Regions from separate parts of the Mus musculus genome. Here region 2 is linked to region 1. The links are chromatin loops, found by intact Hi-C in ENCODE. Cell type or tissue: heart. All regions are shown on one strand.

The links. A loop is a pair of places that touch in the nucleus more often than their neighbours do. Peaks named below come from ENCODE experiments on the same cell type or tissue, not always from the same donor. Only the 100,000 strongest peaks of a DNase experiment are listed, where the experiment ranks them.
Region 2: a loop joins it to region 1, with 4 times the contacts of the local background. A loop is called at or near these places in 3 of 42 quality-filtered maps.

The regions. Positions count from the first base shown.
Region 1 is chr7:126,858,465-126,866,464 of GRCm38, reverse strand. Ino80e (INO80 complex subunit E) reads left to right here and starts at 4,093. Exons shown (of 8, transcript NM_001370765.1): 1 at 4,093-4,191; 2 at 4,448-4,760; 3 at 4,919-4,989; 4 at 5,173-5,225. The coding sequence starts at 4,136. It overlaps Hirip3 (HIRA interacting protein 3), which reads right to left and starts at 4,493. Exons shown (of 7, transcript NM_172746.3): 1 at 3,949-4,493; 2 at 3,745-3,865; 3 at 3,539-3,647; 4 at 2,215-3,296; 5 at 1,980-2,145; 6 at 1,804-1,902; 7 at 1,343-1,731. The coding sequence starts at 4,013. The coding sequence ends at 1,568. It also overlaps a transcript of Taok2 not described here. In heart, a CTCF peak has its summit at 4,519; DNase peaks (open chromatin) are centred at 191, 4,084, 4,554 and 5,359; H3K4me3 peaks cover 3,718 bases; H3K27ac peaks cover 3,438 bases.
Region 2 is chr7:126,923,933-126,931,932 of GRCm38, reverse strand. It overlaps Kctd13 (potassium channel tetramerisation domain containing 13), which reads right to left and starts at 3,054. Exons shown (of 6, transcript NM_172747.2): 1 at 2,635-3,054; 2 at 1,131-1,300. The coding sequence starts at 2,878. It also overlaps a transcript of Tmem219 not described here. In heart, no CTCF peak of the experiment used is centred here; a DNase peak (open chromatin) is centred at 3,092; H3K4me3 peaks cover 1,804 bases; H3K27ac peaks cover 2,284 bases.

The sequences.
Region 1 (8,000 bases):
GGCCGCTGAGCCGAAGCACCAGTGTTGCTTCCCACATCCTCAACGGCTCCTCCCACTTCTATTCCTGAAGTCCAGAGTGGTGGGCAGAGGAGTAGGGCAAGGTGGGAGTGGGTGGTGCCTGATCCTACAGGCAGTGTGCTTGAAGCCTACACAGTGGTGGTGGGGACAGATGTTGGCTCCAGCTCCCCCATCAGACCTCCTCATCTCATGAGCTTCTTGGGGCTGGCCAGTGACCCCAGGCCAGCTTGGGCATTGGTGCCCCAAGGCTGACCAGGAGCCCTGCCTCCCCACCATGGTGCCAGGGTCTCCCTCCATCACCACCTATAAAAGGTGGGAACTGTGAGTGTCAAATATTCATCTGGTCCCCTAGGGGAGGGGAAGGGTGGGTCTAGATATATTATATTTCAGAGAATTATACAACCCTTGTGATGGGGCCATGAACTGGGGACAACAGGGCCCCCAGACCTGGTGGAATGGCAGAGCAGGTCTGGTGCCAAAGCAAGGAGAATGGGAGGAGGCCTTCCTCCAGAAGGATCAGGGGTCTTGCAGTCAGGGTGCCTGAGTCTCACCATTCTCCTATTGCTGTCTGACGTCCTGTGCCGTCTTGTCTTTTTTTTTTTTTTTTTTTTTTTTTAAATTGGGGTCAGGGCTGGGGCGGGGGACAAGGGAAGGACCTTGGAAAGGGCTGCTGCCAAACCTGGGAGCAGTCATGGGAGCCCCTCTCAGCTATGGGGCTGGCACAGAGCCCTAGGGCGAGCTTTTAATAAACTGTTGGTTATTCTAACAGACCACAGGATGTCTCCCTTTTTGTCTAAGGTATGTGTGGAGAATTTATCAGTGGCAAGTGATAGTATTACTTGTGCTTAGTTGGGTGACGTGATTGAAGTTGTAGTGATTTTAGTGGGTGCACATATGACTAGAAGGTCATCAGCTTAAGTCCTTATTCTGCTTTGCTTTGGGATCCCATTTGTCTATCTTACTACACCTGGGCTCTGATTGGCCAGACGGGTCTACTAAAACTCCCTGTATGAGGCTAAGAGACCCTGGCGGCATGGGAATGAAGATGAACTGAGCCTGAGAGTGTGTGTGTTGTTGGGGTTGAGACCCAGGGCTTTATTCATGCTAGGCATACATTCTTGGAGTCAACTTTACATTGCTAAGGCCAGATTGGCCACACTGGAGGAGGGAGAGCCATACCCTCTCTGATACCATCTGGTGACAGACTGGATGACACAGTACAGGGGCTAGGACAACTCTGGAATCGATAAGAGAGAGAATTCGACTACTAAATTCTTGACCCCAAAGGACAGACAGGGCATGACGGTTTGGGACCAATTTGGATGAAGTAATTACAAACATTTTTTATTGAGTCTTTAAAAACAAACAACAGTCCACTCAAATGCCTGGAGAGGATGCTTGCACATGAACCCCAAGGCCATCTTAGAGAACATGAAATTGAGTAGTGTGCCAATAACTTGGATCCTGCCACTGTAGTCTGTCTTTGGAAGTTGCTTCCACTGACCAGGCTCTTGTATAACAGGGTAAGGTCCACCATGGACACGGGAGTTCAGCTGCTGTCACCGTCACTGCTGATGATATCACGCATATGGGACCAGTCTGGAGGTGCTTGGCGCGGCTGCTCCTCTTCTGAGTCCAGGGTTCGGCGATAAGTCTCTCCTGGGGAGGTCCCTTCCCCTGAAGGGTTCCAGGCATTTCGTCTTCGTGGCCGGCCTGGGAGGTGGGGAGAGAAAAATCAGTTCCCGGACCCCAGGCTCTTCCTTCCCTGAAGCAGAAATTGTTTACCTGTACTGCTGATGATGTTGGCAACATCCAGGGCAGCCACTTCAGCTGCCTCTTCCCGCTGCAGCTTCAGAGCGCGACACTTCTCCAAGGAAGGGTTCCCTGGAGCAGAAGCAGCTTGTGAGGCCTCCTCCCCAGTGCTCAGGCCCTCCTGTAGATCTCAGGCACACCCCTCTCACCCTTCATGCCCAGTGCTTCCAGCTCAGCCCTGAGGACACTCAGGCGCGCCTTGTGGGAGCTGCAGGAGCCCAGCAGCTTCTTGTAGTTTCGGTGGGCACCACAGGCTCGAATGTAACGCTTTAGTCTAGCCACAGCTGGGTGGTCCTCTCCACAGCGAGAGGCAGCCTAATAAGGAGTTTGCAGCTGAAGTCCCTTTTCCTGAGTGGATCCCACCCACCTGGTGTGTCCTCTCACCTTCCGACCTGTGGGTTCTGGACCTGAATCTGATGAAGATGAGGAACTTCGGGCCTTGCCCTTCTGACCTGTGGGTTCTGGACTCGAATCTGATGAAGATGAACAACTTCGGGCCTGGCCGTTCTTGGAGCTCTTGTTGGAAGAGCGGCTCTTCCTCTCCTCTTTGGTGTTTTGTCCTGCCTGGGAGTCACTCACTTCCCTCTCTGTGTCACTGTCACCATTACTGCTGCCTAGGCTGCCTGACTTTGTAGTGCCTTGAGCAGCTGCTTGCTCCTGTGTGCTGTTACTGTCATCCCTGCTGCTTGTGTTCTGCCTCCTCCCACTCTCGGTCTGGGTCCTGACCTTGCTCTTTCTCTTCACCGAGTGCTCTTCTCCCTCCTCACTGCTGTCCCCACTACCCACTGTGCCCTCTTCCTTCTCTGCCTCCCCCTTCTCACTGCTGTCCCCACTGCCCACTGTGCCTCCTTCCTTCTCTGCCTCCCCCTCCTCACTGCTGTCCCCACTGCCCACTGTGCCCCCTTCCTTCTCTGCCTCGCTGTCTCGCAAGCCTCCAGTTGGCCTCCCAGGCCTGCTTTTCTGCTTATAGCTCTTTCTCTCCCTGGCTGTTCTCTCTGCTCTGTTACTTCTGGATCTGGGCTCACTAAGCTCTTTCTTCTTAGCTGGGCTCTCCTCTCCGCTCTCTTCACTCTCCTCCTGGCAGTTAGCACCTGTGCTTCCCTCCACCTTTGCTCTCTGCAGCACAGCCTCCTCCTCACTGCTCCCACTCTCTTCCCTAACCTGCTTCCTGTCTGCCTTGAGTGGTACTTGCTTGTCTTTGGCCCCAGCTTGCTTTCTAACCTGGCCCTTCTGTTCTTGTTTCATGTCCTCCTCTTCCTCGGTGACCTTACCTGATCTAACAGAGCCCTCTGCTTCCCCCTCACTGCTCTCCTCCAATCCCATCTTTGCATCCAGGTCTGTTTGGTGGTCTTCATCTGTGCTCTCAACTGCTTTCTTTAAGGCTCTTCTTAGACATGTCTTCTTGGTTGTCCTGTTCTTTGTTGAGGGTCCTGAGCCATCTGGACTGGATGGTGAAGAGCTGGATTCTGAAACATGGGGATGGGACTGGATGGATTCCTCCCTCTCCTTCCATCTAGAATAGGATGCTTCTAGATCTACTCTGGTTAAGAGTGAAGGGCAGCAAGAAGCACCACAGCTGTGGCCCCAGCTGGTTCCTGACTCACTGTCCCCCAAGCCCCAGCCTTGCAATTAATACATGCGCCTCGCCTTTTGAAGAAACCAATGATGCTGGAGTCACAGACAGATAAACAGGGAAGAAGGCACTAACCTGACTCTGAATTAAAGCGGAACCTTTTCTTCTTTGGGTCACTGCAGGGAGCAGGAGACCTCTTCACTTTGATAAAGTCTGGCTTTCCTTCCCTGGTACCAGCATCCGCCTGTGGGTGCAGCATGAGGGCAAACCGAACCAAGATGCCCTGCCCCAACCCCTCAGCAACAAACCCTGTCTCTGCTGGCCCAGGGTTAGACCCACACCTGCATTTTCGGCAGCTCCTCCTCCACCAGCCGCTTCAACGCCTGCTTCTCTTCAGGTTCAAGATGATCCCGACCCACGTGAATCAAAAATTTCTGTCGCACGATGGCGTGCGTAACCGAGCTACAGAGACACGTGTCATGACAGAGTTCCAGCCTAACCCCTCCCCTTCACAACCCAGACTCTAATACCCAGACTCTATGCACCTGAGGTCCGGGCAAGCTCGAAAGAAGCTGCGAGTGAATTTTCGCATCTCATCTCCCGGCGCCATTTTGCGTCACCAGGGATTGGTTGCTCCCGCCTTTTTTTCTTCAAGGCTGGTTTCCCGAGCGACAGTAGTTTGCGCACGCGCAGTGCGGCGGCTTCGTGAGGAATGGGACCGTTGAGCCTCCGATGTGGAGCACTGAGACGGAAAACTTTGGCCGACCTTGCTTTTTCCTGAGCAGCTGGTGGGTCTTGAGCGAGGTTTCGACTCTTTGCTAAAACTACGTGTTAAAATTTTCGCTAGAAGCCGGTTCGGCGCCGGCAGTCTTTATAACGTAATCAGTTCAATCAATCCCTGTGGTCGGGATTAACAAATTAGGTCGCTTGTTTCGAAAGGCAGAAGGGAGACGGTATTCTCGCTAACATACTGAATTTCTGGTTATATTCTTTTGGTTCCAAATCTTTATAAACAGTTTACAATCAATAATTGTGCCCCCCCAGTGTCCAGCTCCTCTGTGACCTCAGCTCACCGCGAAGCCACTGGAAGCAGCGTTCCTTTCGGGTCTTCCCCCAGGAGGGCGGGCGGTGTGATTACGCTCCCCGCGCGCGGAGGACGCTGGGAGTTGTAGTCCGTTTCATACGGCGTTGCAAAGTCTCCGGAAGTGGAGGTGTGAGAGGCCGGGCGGACTTGGGTAGCGGGACTCTACTCCGGGGCGTTTCTCCCTGGCGGGTCATGAACGGACCAGCGGACGGCGAAGTGGACTACAAAAAGAAATACAGGAATCTGAAGCGGAAGCTCAAGTTCCTCATTTACGTGAGTGCCAGCGTGGGGCGGTTGTGGAGTGTGAGGCCTAACTCGGAGAGGACCTCAGTTTACCCATGTGGTAAAGGGGGTGAGTAGGGAGAGATGTCTCCGGGTTCTGGGTCTTTTATGGATTGCTCTTGGCTCAGCACCCGCCCTGTCCGCCGCAGGAGCACGAGTGCTTCCAGGAGGAGCTCAGAAAGGCGCAAAGGAAATTGCTGAAGGTTTCCCGAGACAAGAGGTAAGGCATCTTGTGGGCACGAGGGCACTGTTAACTCCCAGGGAATCCGTTCTTACGCCGTCCCGGAACAGGATCCCAAATGCATGCAGTCTTAGGAGGATCCAGTGGGTCTCCTAGGAGGGACTAGGTAGGGCTCAAGACCACCAAAATGGGGATACCCACCCTCCTTCCCACTTGTCTCAGTTTCCTTCTAGATCGACTTCTGCAGTATGAGAACGTGGATGAAGACTCCTCTGGTGAGCAAAGTCATGACCACTTTTAGGAAGATATGAGATACTGGCCCTTGAAACACGTGTTCCTAGGTCCACCCTCCTAGGGTCCGGAAGCTGATGCAGGCCCCTCCAATGGTTCTTAAGCCTAGTTGCTGCCTTCTGTCACCTTCTTCCTGTTTTGTCTTTTTTCACCCCATTGGACAAGGTTTCTCTGTGTAGTCCTTTTGTAGACCAGGCTAGCCTGAGGCTAGCCTCAGAAATCCGCCTGCCTCTGCCTCCAAAGAACACACCACGCCTCTGGATTTTCAAGTATTTCCTTATCCACTGTGTTCTAGGTACTGTGCTTGACACAGGCTGGCAAAATGAAGGAAGCCTCTGGCTGCTTGTCATTTCTATCAGTTGTCTATAATAAGTGAAAAAGTAAACTAGAAAGATAAAAGTAGTAGCCATTCCTGTAGTGCATGCCAGAGGCAGAGGCATAGAGTTTGTTACTGAGGCCCAATCTTTAAGAACAAAGGAGACTAACAACTCCTGAAAGCTGTCCACTAATCTCAAAACACTCGCTATAGCATGTAGGTATCTGCACAAACACACTAATGGTATTGAGAAGAAAAGTGGTTTTCTAGGATTTTTTAGAATTATTTATGTTATGTATATGAGTACACTGTAGCTGTCTTCAGACACACCAGAAGAGGGCATCCAGTCCCATTACAGATGGCCTTGAGCCACCACGTGGTTGCTGGGAATTGAACTCAGGACCTCTGGAAGAGCAAGCAGTCGGGCTCTTAACCACTGTACCATCTCTCCAAACCACAAACTAGAATTTTAAGTGATTGGCTAGAGCTTGACGAGGATTAAAGACGGCAGTAACTGCAGAATAACAGGCTGGGTTTCCTTTGCAAAGAGTCAGGAAAATATTTTACTTTATAAAATACTGTCATTGAAGCAAAAACTGCATGGCTCATGTGAAAGCAGCCACAGCCAGCATATTAGGAAACAAAACAACTCGTGTTTTATTAGAATTTTTATTTGTGAGCATGACATTTTGTATTTTATGTAGTTTCATAATCTTTATAGCGTTTTGCTGTTGTTGTTTGAGGTGTAGTCTTCATTTGTAGCTCTAGTTGGTCTTGAACTCATAGTCTCCTAACCAGGCCTCCCCGGTGCTAGAGTTTCATGCTTGTGCCACATGCCCACCCACCTGCGTGGTTTATTTTTTAACATACTTATTTTATGTGCATGGGTGTTTTGCCTGCCTGCCCTGCACACACAGTCCCTTCTGAGGTCGGGGAGGGCGCTGACGGAGTTACAGACAGTTGTAGGCAGTGAAGCGAGTGCCGGGAACTGAACCCAGGTCCTCTGCAAGAGAAGCCAGTGCTGTGCTCTTAGCTCCTGAGCCCACACCTAGTTTCTTTTGAGATAGCTTGTTGAGGAGCACAGACACTTGTTGCTGAACCTGACTGCCTGAATTCAATCCCCAGGTCTTACACTGTAGGAGACAAGGTTCTCTTCAGCTGTACTCTGACCTCCACGTGAGTGTGCCCATATGCACACAAATAAGTAAACGTAACTCTTTTTTTTTAATTTAAATATAAGTTTCAACCTAGCTAAATGAAACTATGTTTCAAAGAAAAGGGGGTGGGTTGTGAAGCAAAGTTTGGTGGAACAGGCCTTTAATCCCAGCCCGTCTTGAGAGGTACAGGCAGGAGAACCATGAGTTCATACGGCTACACAATGCTGTCTCTAAGTAAAAATGAAAAGCTACAAATGCAAAACCCACCTGGGCATGGTGCCTTGTATCTGTAATCCCAGCATTGGGAAGCTGAGACAGGAGGATATATCGCTCTAAGTTCCAAGCCGGCTTGAGCTACAAAGTAAGACCCTGTCTCAAATAAAACTAAACAAATGAGAGCCAGTTAGGCATGGTGAAACATGTCTCTAATGTTAACACTTCGGCCGGTGAGCTTGAAAGCCAGCCTCGTCTACATATTGAATTCCAAGCCAACCTGGGTTACCCAGAGCCATCTTATCAACAGTATGTTCCAGCTTGTAGAGCACAGAAAAGCAAGTATGATCTGAACTGTGTATGAATGAGAAAACAACTTTAAGCGGTGTGTAGGAATTGAAGCAGCAGTTCACCTGTGAGTGATGTCTAGGTGAGTGGTGTTGATGAGGACGGTCGGTGTGTGCGGCAAGAGCAGAAAGACAGATTGCTGGTTTTCCAACCTAAGTTTTGTTGTTGTTGTTGTTTTGTTTTGTTTTACAATTAACTTTAAATTGTAGGCAAAGAGCTAAAGAGATGTCTTTGCAGTTAAAAGCACCTACTGCTCTTGGGAAGGACCTGGGTTCAGTTCCCAGTACCTACGTGCAGCTCACAAGCATGTCACTGTTCCAGGGGGTTGAATGCCTTCTTCTGACTCTCTCAGACTTGTGCATGAACATTCCACACATACACATACTCACACACAAACACATAACATACACATAACATACACATAAACATGGGGAGAGAATAGCAGGAAGATCTCTCTGAGTTCCAGGCCATCCAGGGATGCACATACCTTGAGAGTGTTTCAGATATAAGTAAAGGATCCAAGATAACATGTATCATCTTGTGTGGTGAGTGCTGAGGGAATGGGGAGTCTCCTAGGAAGAACACTGAGCTAGCAATTAACCGAAGCGCCAGAGGCCCTGGACCATCTCCTTAGGATTTTGGTGGTTTTTGGGTTGGTTTGGTTTGGTTTTTCGAGACAGGGTTTCTCTGTGTAGCCTTGGCTGTCCTGGAACTCACTCTGTAGA
Region 2 (8,000 bases), 65 kb before region 1:
TCAATATACCACAACTTACAATCTACTACTGTGTTACTACAGTAACCCTGAACGAGTTGATTAAAGCTTACTACACTGTGTTTCTTTTTCTTACTTATCTTTTGGAACGGGAAAACAGAAAGCTAGAGACAGGAACTGACTGGCTGAAAGGTACTGAGCACAGCAGAGCCGGGCTGGATCCAAAGGGGATGCTGATGGGGTCCCCAGAACCCAAAGAAGTACAACAGCAAGGTGGGAGGCCTGGGAAGCCCCAGCCCTGCGGATGGAGTATGGCTCCACTTTATGACACTTTGAGGAAAGAGTTTCAGTGTTGAAAAAAACCCTAAAATAAAAAGCCCCGAGGGTTGGCATACAGGCACTCGTGCTTATGCACATGTGTGCTGCCTCCCAGGACAGAACCTGATCGTCAAGGTTATTACACTCCAGCTGAAACTGAGATGAAGTGAGAGCAGGCTGCTAAGATGGCTCAGTGGCCAAACTTGATGACCAGTGAGTGCTCCGTATCCAGACTGTACATGGTGAAAACTCTACTGCAGTAGCACACACACATAAATGTAACAAGAAATCAAAAACTTAAATTATATAACTTGAGACCCCTACTGGCCTAGAGAGTTTAAGGCTTTTGAGCAAAGGGGAAAATGGGCTGGGGTTGTGTGGGAATGTCACTCAGGTGATAGTACTAACTGAACAGGAACAGCTACAAGCACAGATCAGGCATTTATGATTTTATGTATGTAAACACATACGCTATGTCTTCACACACACCAGAAGAAGAAATCAAATTGAATTATAGATTGTTGTGAGCTACTATGTGGTTGTTGGAAATTGAACTCAGAACCTCTGGAAGAGCAGCCAGTGCTTTAAAACTCCTAAGCCATCTCTTCAGCCCCTTCACCCACTTCCCAGAGCAGGCATTTTTAATGGCGACAGTCTGGACACCAGAGAGTATTGAGACCCTGCTTTAAGCAGTGGGGATGTTGCCGAGGACTGTGCCCCCAAATATCAAAAGCCTAGGGGTTATGTCAAGTCTAAGCCAGGCTCTTTAGGCCACATCTCTCTTCTGTAGTAATAGCTACCTATTGGATAGAAGGACAGGGACCCAGAAGGGGGGGTGGGGGAGGGGCTCTCACCTGCAGCGCCAGCTGACAGTCTTCAATCAGGCCCTGGACCAGGTAGTATCGGGCTTCACCTAGCAGCTCCCCGAGTTCTCTGGCACTCTCAGGCAGTGGCACCGACCCGTCCCGCAGGTAGTTGAGAATTGTGCCAAAGTGGCGGCCACTCCGGTCAATCAGCACCCAACCTGGTGGGGTGGGAAAAGGCAAAAGGAAGGATGGCTTGCTGGAGGCACTGGGGCTAATACATTGTTAGAAACTGATTCCAACGCCATAGGAAAACCTATATATGCCTGGCGCCACACCCCTTTAATCTCAGTATCTGGAAGGCAGAGGCAGGTGGATCTCTTGAGTTTGCGGCCAGCCTGGTGGTCTACAGAGTGAGTTCCAGCAGCCAAGGTGACATGAAAAAAACCCTGTGGGGACAGGGAGGCAACAAGAACGACAACAAGAAAACCTAATACTTACCTGTTTCAGACCTCTGCCATGTTCAAAAACTGTTTCAAACATCTCCAGTGTATCATACACACACCTGCCACGGAACAGATCCCTCCCAAATCTGCTGGGCAGTCAGAAGGCTCTCACCGTGGGAACGTTGTTTTAAAGTCAGGATCTCATTATGTAACCCAAACTGAGTGTTAGCAGTATAGGCAGGAGGCACCAGGCCCAGCTCACCATGGGGGAGATTCTTACCAAATTACCTTATCAATAAATGTAACCCCTTGTATTCATTTTAACCATCTAATTTAATGAAAAATGCCCACTTCAATCCTCCGGTTCACAACGATGAAGTAGTAACATTACTTGGAATACCAAGAATTACTGTGATTACATGAGATTTTCTTGCTTACTGGTCATTCCTACTCCATGCCCTCCCCAACTCCCTGCGGGGTGTGGGGCTAACTCCCCAAGATTCATCATTTCCCTTTACCAAACTTTCTCTAGCAGTAACTGACGCATCACAATACTAATCAAATAAGTGAATTTTCATCTTCGGTATTTGAAAGCCGAACTTCACCTCCTAAGTGTTTGCTTTTATCTATGTTAAGCCCTTCCCCTTAAAGCTATTCTACAATAAGTGAGTCCCAAATTTAAGGCAACACTCCCGAGAAGGTTAAGGTTCACCTGTCAAGAAAAGCTGCGCCCTTCACTTCGCATTCATGGATGATTCCTAGAGTGCGGGCACTGGGCACTTGTATTAGAGACAGACCAAATCTTTCCGTTCTCGAGGCTACCTGGGGCGGTTCTACCGCAGAGAGGCAAACAAAAGGCTGGGCAGTGGGAAGTAAGTGATAAAGGTTGTTTGAGGGGTACTGCTTGCAGTAGACCTGGTTCCTTGGCTGTTTGAACTAAGGGAAGAAGAGCAGATAATCGGCAATGGAGCGCTTGGCAGATGTTACTGCTGGAAGTAAAGGATTGGGGAAAGAGAGAGATTCTGAATTAGGAAAAGATAAGATGGGACTAGGGAGCCTGGAATGAACTGGGAGCTGGAGGGCAGCACGTGTACCGGCGGCACGCATACCTCCCGCGTCTGTGAGCACTTCAACGCGGCCGCTGAACATGGCCTTGAGCATGGTGTCCTGCCCCGTGAGGGTGCGCAGCGTGGTGTAATGCAGCGAGCCGCCCACGTTCAGCTTCACATACTTGCTGTTCGGGGTGAGGGGCTTCAGACTGTACGAGGGGGAGCCAGGCTCCACACTCGAGGGGCTAGGGGACTCCAAGCATTCGGCCGCAGCCGGCGCCGGGCCCGAGGCCTCGGCCGACATGCCAGTGAGCGGACGCGGGTGGCAGTCGGAGGCCCTCTCTGCGCCCCGGTCCGGTTCCCTGAGATCCCGCGACTCCAGCGCCGGCGCCCGGCCGCTCGGCGCACACGCCCACTCTCCACAGCTACTCCGCGACGTCCACCAGCCGCCCCATCGCGCGCTCTCTCCACCCGGAAGCCGGCGCGCGGAGCTGCGCAGGCGCGGCCAGGCCGAGGGCCGCGTCTCGGGGGCGGAGCCAAGAACCGGGGCGTGCGCAGTCGGTGGCGCCGTTGCAGTCCAGCCTGCGGGTTGGGGGGTGTGGTGTTCTGAGAAAACGTCTAAAGGATCCTTTGCCCCCTTGTTCATGTGGATGGAGAATACCGCAACCCGTGACGATTTCAGCAGCGCTTCATTCGCGTAAAAAGAAACAAGCGCAGAGGCTGAAGGTTGAGTATAGTTTTCCTAGCCCAGCTCAGTGCACTTGACAGACTGTTAGAAGAACCGTCAACAAAATGAAAGTTCACCGCGCGTGGTGGCACACACCTCTAATCCCAGCACTCGGGAGGCAGAGGCAGGCAGATTTCTGAGTTCGAGGCCAGCCTGGTCTACAAAGTGAGTTCCAGGACAGCCAGGGCTAAACAGAGGAACCCTGTCTCGAAAAAACCAAAAACCAAAACAAAAAAAAAAAAAAAAAAAAGAAAAAAGAAAGTTCTCCAATGAGGCCATAGGGTTTCCAGGGGACTCACAGGTTAGAAGGCGGGTGCAAAGAGTTCCCTGAAGGGAAAAGGATAGAGACCTGAATTACATATAACTAATTTTAGCCCTGGAGGCTGAGGCAGAGAGATTATGAGCTCCAGGGGATCCTGGCCTATACAGTCTTACCTATCTCAAAGCAAAAGGAGAACCATTAGGCAGGAACGTGGCGATTACAAGAATAAGACTGGACAAGCTAGTGAAGGTCTTAGAATCCCAGCTGTCATGAGACCTTCCAAGGAACCCCAAAAGAGAAGAAGGTATAGGGCATTGTGAACAAGAGGTGATAGCTGAGGTATTTAACAGCCTGCCCTAACGTCTGGAAGGGGTTTTGTCTTGGATGTTTAAGCAAAGTCAAACCAGGCAGTGTTGGCTCACACCTTTAATCCCAGCACTCAGGAGACAGAAGCAGGTGGCTCTCTGAGTTCAAGTCCAACCCTAGTCTACATAGAAAACCCCTGTGTCGGGAGAGAGTTCCAGTTTCTCTTCTCCAACTCTGTCACCAGCTGACTGGAAGATCTGGGCAAAGCTCCTCTCTCTGGGTCTGGTTGGTTCTTTTGCTGCTCAGTCAGGGGTACAAATCTAGTGTTGGCTCTGGAGAGGTAGCAGTGTGGAGAAGCAAAGTGGCTGTTAGAAGATGTTATCAAGAAATGTGTCCGGCACTGAAGAAACTTGTGTTCTGCCAAGAGGGATTGCCAAGCCTGCTCTCCCTACCAGGTGGAGCAGTGAGAAGGTAATTCTTGACTGGAACTTGCTCTCCTCCCTGAAGCCTTGCTGTTGCCAGGACTGGCCTAGCACCCATAGCGAGGCTGTGGCAGTGGCTTGGTCAGCTCAGTTTTACAAAACACCAATTTCAGGCAAATTCACACTCTGGTGGATAAGAAGCATATTCCATAATCATATCTGAACACAAAATGACCGAATATAACTCTCTCCTACAAATGCTAATTCTTTACTGTAGGAGGCATGGGGGAGGGGTCCTTGCACTCACAGATAAACACTTGGGGAATCTGTAATGTTAAGCACAGAAAGTTGTTCCTTCAAGGGAAGAAATGCTATACCTTGCAGAAGGCTGGAACCAGCCGTTAACTAACCTGGTGACCTTGGCTCTCTGTTTGGCAAGAGACTTCCAGCACCTAAAGAGAGTTGTAAATTTGTCTTCCACAGACAGTCTTTTTTTTTTTTAAGATGTATTTATTTATTATATGTAAGTACACTGTAGCTGTCTTCAGACACTCCAGAAGAAGGAGTCAGATCTCGTTACGGATGGTTGTGAGCCACCATGTGGTTGCTGGGATTTGAACTCCTGACCTTCGGAAGAGCAGTCGGGTGCTCTTACCCACTGAGCCATCTCACCAGCCCCAGACAGTCTTTAAAAGCTATCTTTATGTAATTTACAGAGTTTTGATGGAGTTACATCTGACCTGTATTTAGTTTTCTTTGTTCCTCAAAGAGATTTTGGTATGTTTTTTGTTTTGTTTTGTTTTGTTTTTAACTCAAATTCGAGTTAATTATTACCAGAATAAGTTTTCACCAAGTTGTGATGTGCTTAAATATGGATAAAATAAACTAGTTGGGGGTCAGACTTTCCAAATTTGAACCAACACTGGCTACTGGGGTCCTGTTGAGTTGAACTGCCTTCTTGACTCTGCAGGCTGCTGAAGGTCTGAGACCCCTGTGCTTTACACAGGGAGTTAGCCCTGATTCATTCCTTTCATCTTGTAGATAAGATTGAGGGGGAAGTCGGTTGGTTTGTGTATGCCAAACCAGCTTCAAATTTGAGAGACTCCTACCCCTCATCTAAGTAACAGAACAGACGCAGGCTACCACACCCAGCCAATGTGGTTCTGGTTATCAAATCCAGGGATCTGTGCGTGCCAGGCAAGCACTCTAAACTAAGCTACATCCCTAGCCAGCATAACAATGACTATGATAACCAGTAACAATTATTTCCACTTCCTGGGGCTGAAGAGATGGCTCAGATATAAAGCACACTGGATGTTCTTCCAGAGCAATAAAACTGTAACTAAGACATCTTCCATAGGTCCATCCTTAAGGCTTTTTTTTTTTTTTTTTTTTTTTTTACAAAATTAATTCTAAGCTTTGGTCCTGTAACAATTGAACCTGAACAAAACTGCTTCTGCTTAGACAGTTGTAACGCTACTAATAAATCTATCCCTGAGCTTGGTGTGGTGGTACACACCTTTAGATCCAGCAAGTTCCAGGACATTCATGACTGTGCAGAGAAACCCTGTCTCAGAAAAATAAACAGTAACTGAGTAAGTAAATCCTAGCCTGTCAGGAACAGAAACTAATATAACATCTGGGCTCTCTATAGGAGACTGTTTCCCAGTGCCCCCCTTACAACACACACATACACACACACACACACACACCCCACACACACACACACACACCACACCACACACACCACACACACACCACACACACATCACACACACACACACACACACACACACACACACACCACACACACACACACACCACACACATACCACATACACACACACCACACACACATCTCTCACACACACACACACACACACACACACCACACACACACCACATACACACCACACACACACCACACACACACCACACACACACCACACACACACACACACCACACACACACACACCACACACACACACCACACACACACACCACACACACACACACACACATACACACACACACCACACACCACACACACACACCACACACACACACACACACCACACACACCACACACACACACACACACGCACACACGCATTCTTGCTGTGTAAGTCGGGGTTTCACTGTAAACCAGTCTGTCCTGGAGCTCACAGAGAACTGCTTGCCTGTGCTTCCCAAGCACTGGGCTTAAAAGCAGGCGCTTCCATGCCCAGGTTAGTCCTCCTAATCGCTAGGGTTCCAGGGATGCCATACTGAGCCTAACTTCTAAGTCACCAAGTGAGAAAGCTGTAACTTCCCTCACAGAATCTGCCCACTGCAAGAGATGAAAAATTGCCCATGCCTTTTGTGATGCGTGATCCCTAGACCCCCACCCAATGTGACCTATACCCTAGTTGGTCCTGCTTGTAGGCTTTTTCCTTTCCTTCTACTTTATAGACATGGATGTTATTGGTGGTTGTCTTCAGATATTTTTAGTGACCTTTTTTTCCAGTGGGCCACGTTTTCATGAAAATGATGCCCAGAAATTTCTAAAATGGGTCAATAGGCTACTCTTGCTGTCTCCCAGCAGGGATGACTGAGTCCCTTATCATGCACACCACATGGGATAAACTTCTCTGAATAGGGATGATGCTACTGGAAAGGGTGATCCAAAACTCACCCCCCCACGCAACGCAAAGAACGCACCTTTTACTTAGTAGCTCAAAACCAGTTTCCATTTATATCCATTGACAAAGGGGAATGCAGACTGCACCAGGTGCTCTCCGCTGTGCCTGTACACTGCTGCTCTGGCAGAGTGCTCTGTGACTGCGCTGACAAAGCCGCGGCTGGAGTAGACTCCAGTTCAGTGCCTAGGACCCACGGTGTGTGGCTCACAGCCAGCCATCTCTAAGTCCAGCTCCAGAAGTTCAAAACTCCTCTGATCTCCAAGGGCATCCAAACAGACATGCATATGCAAAAATAATAAAACTTTAAAAAGAAAGAAAGAAAGAAAGGAAGGAAGGAAGGAAGGAAGGAAGGAAGAATGAAAGAAAAGAAAGAAAAGAAAGTCACTTCGAGCTTTTAAAAAGACAAGATGTGAGACTAGGCCTGCGGATGTGGGTCAGTGCTCACCTCACAGAAGGAAGCCCACAAGAGGAAGCCCTCTTCACTTCCTAGCTCCTGCACAAAAGAACCAAACTGAGCCTGATGAAGTGGCACTCTGGAGGCAGAGGCCGGAAGGGTCTCTGGGTCTGAGGCTAGCCTGGTCTACAGAGTGAGTTCCAGGATAGCCATGGCTACACAGAGAAAGCCTGCCTAGAGAAACAAAACAAAACAAAAGACAAAGACGCAGACAAAACGGGCTTCAGGCTCTGTGTTAGGATTCCTAGCTGTTTTTGTTCCTTGAGACTATGCGCGATGCCATTGTGTGATGTTCTCTGACCAGTGCCAAATGCTACAAAACGGCCTTTGTCATGCCACAGAGAGCCCTTCAACAAAAGGAGGGGACATTTATCTTAGTCCAACTACACATGTTTGCTCCTGATTAGCAAAATCCTGGAGAAGAGGCAGGATGTGTGATAGAGCCCAGGCTCCATCTGCCTGACCTGGAGGAGCCCCTGAGAGCCTGCTGTGGCCTGTTGCTCTTCTTTCAGATAGACTGTGTTCAGCCAGAGTCATTCCTGCTTCCTGACAGTGCTCTAAGCAGAGCAAAAC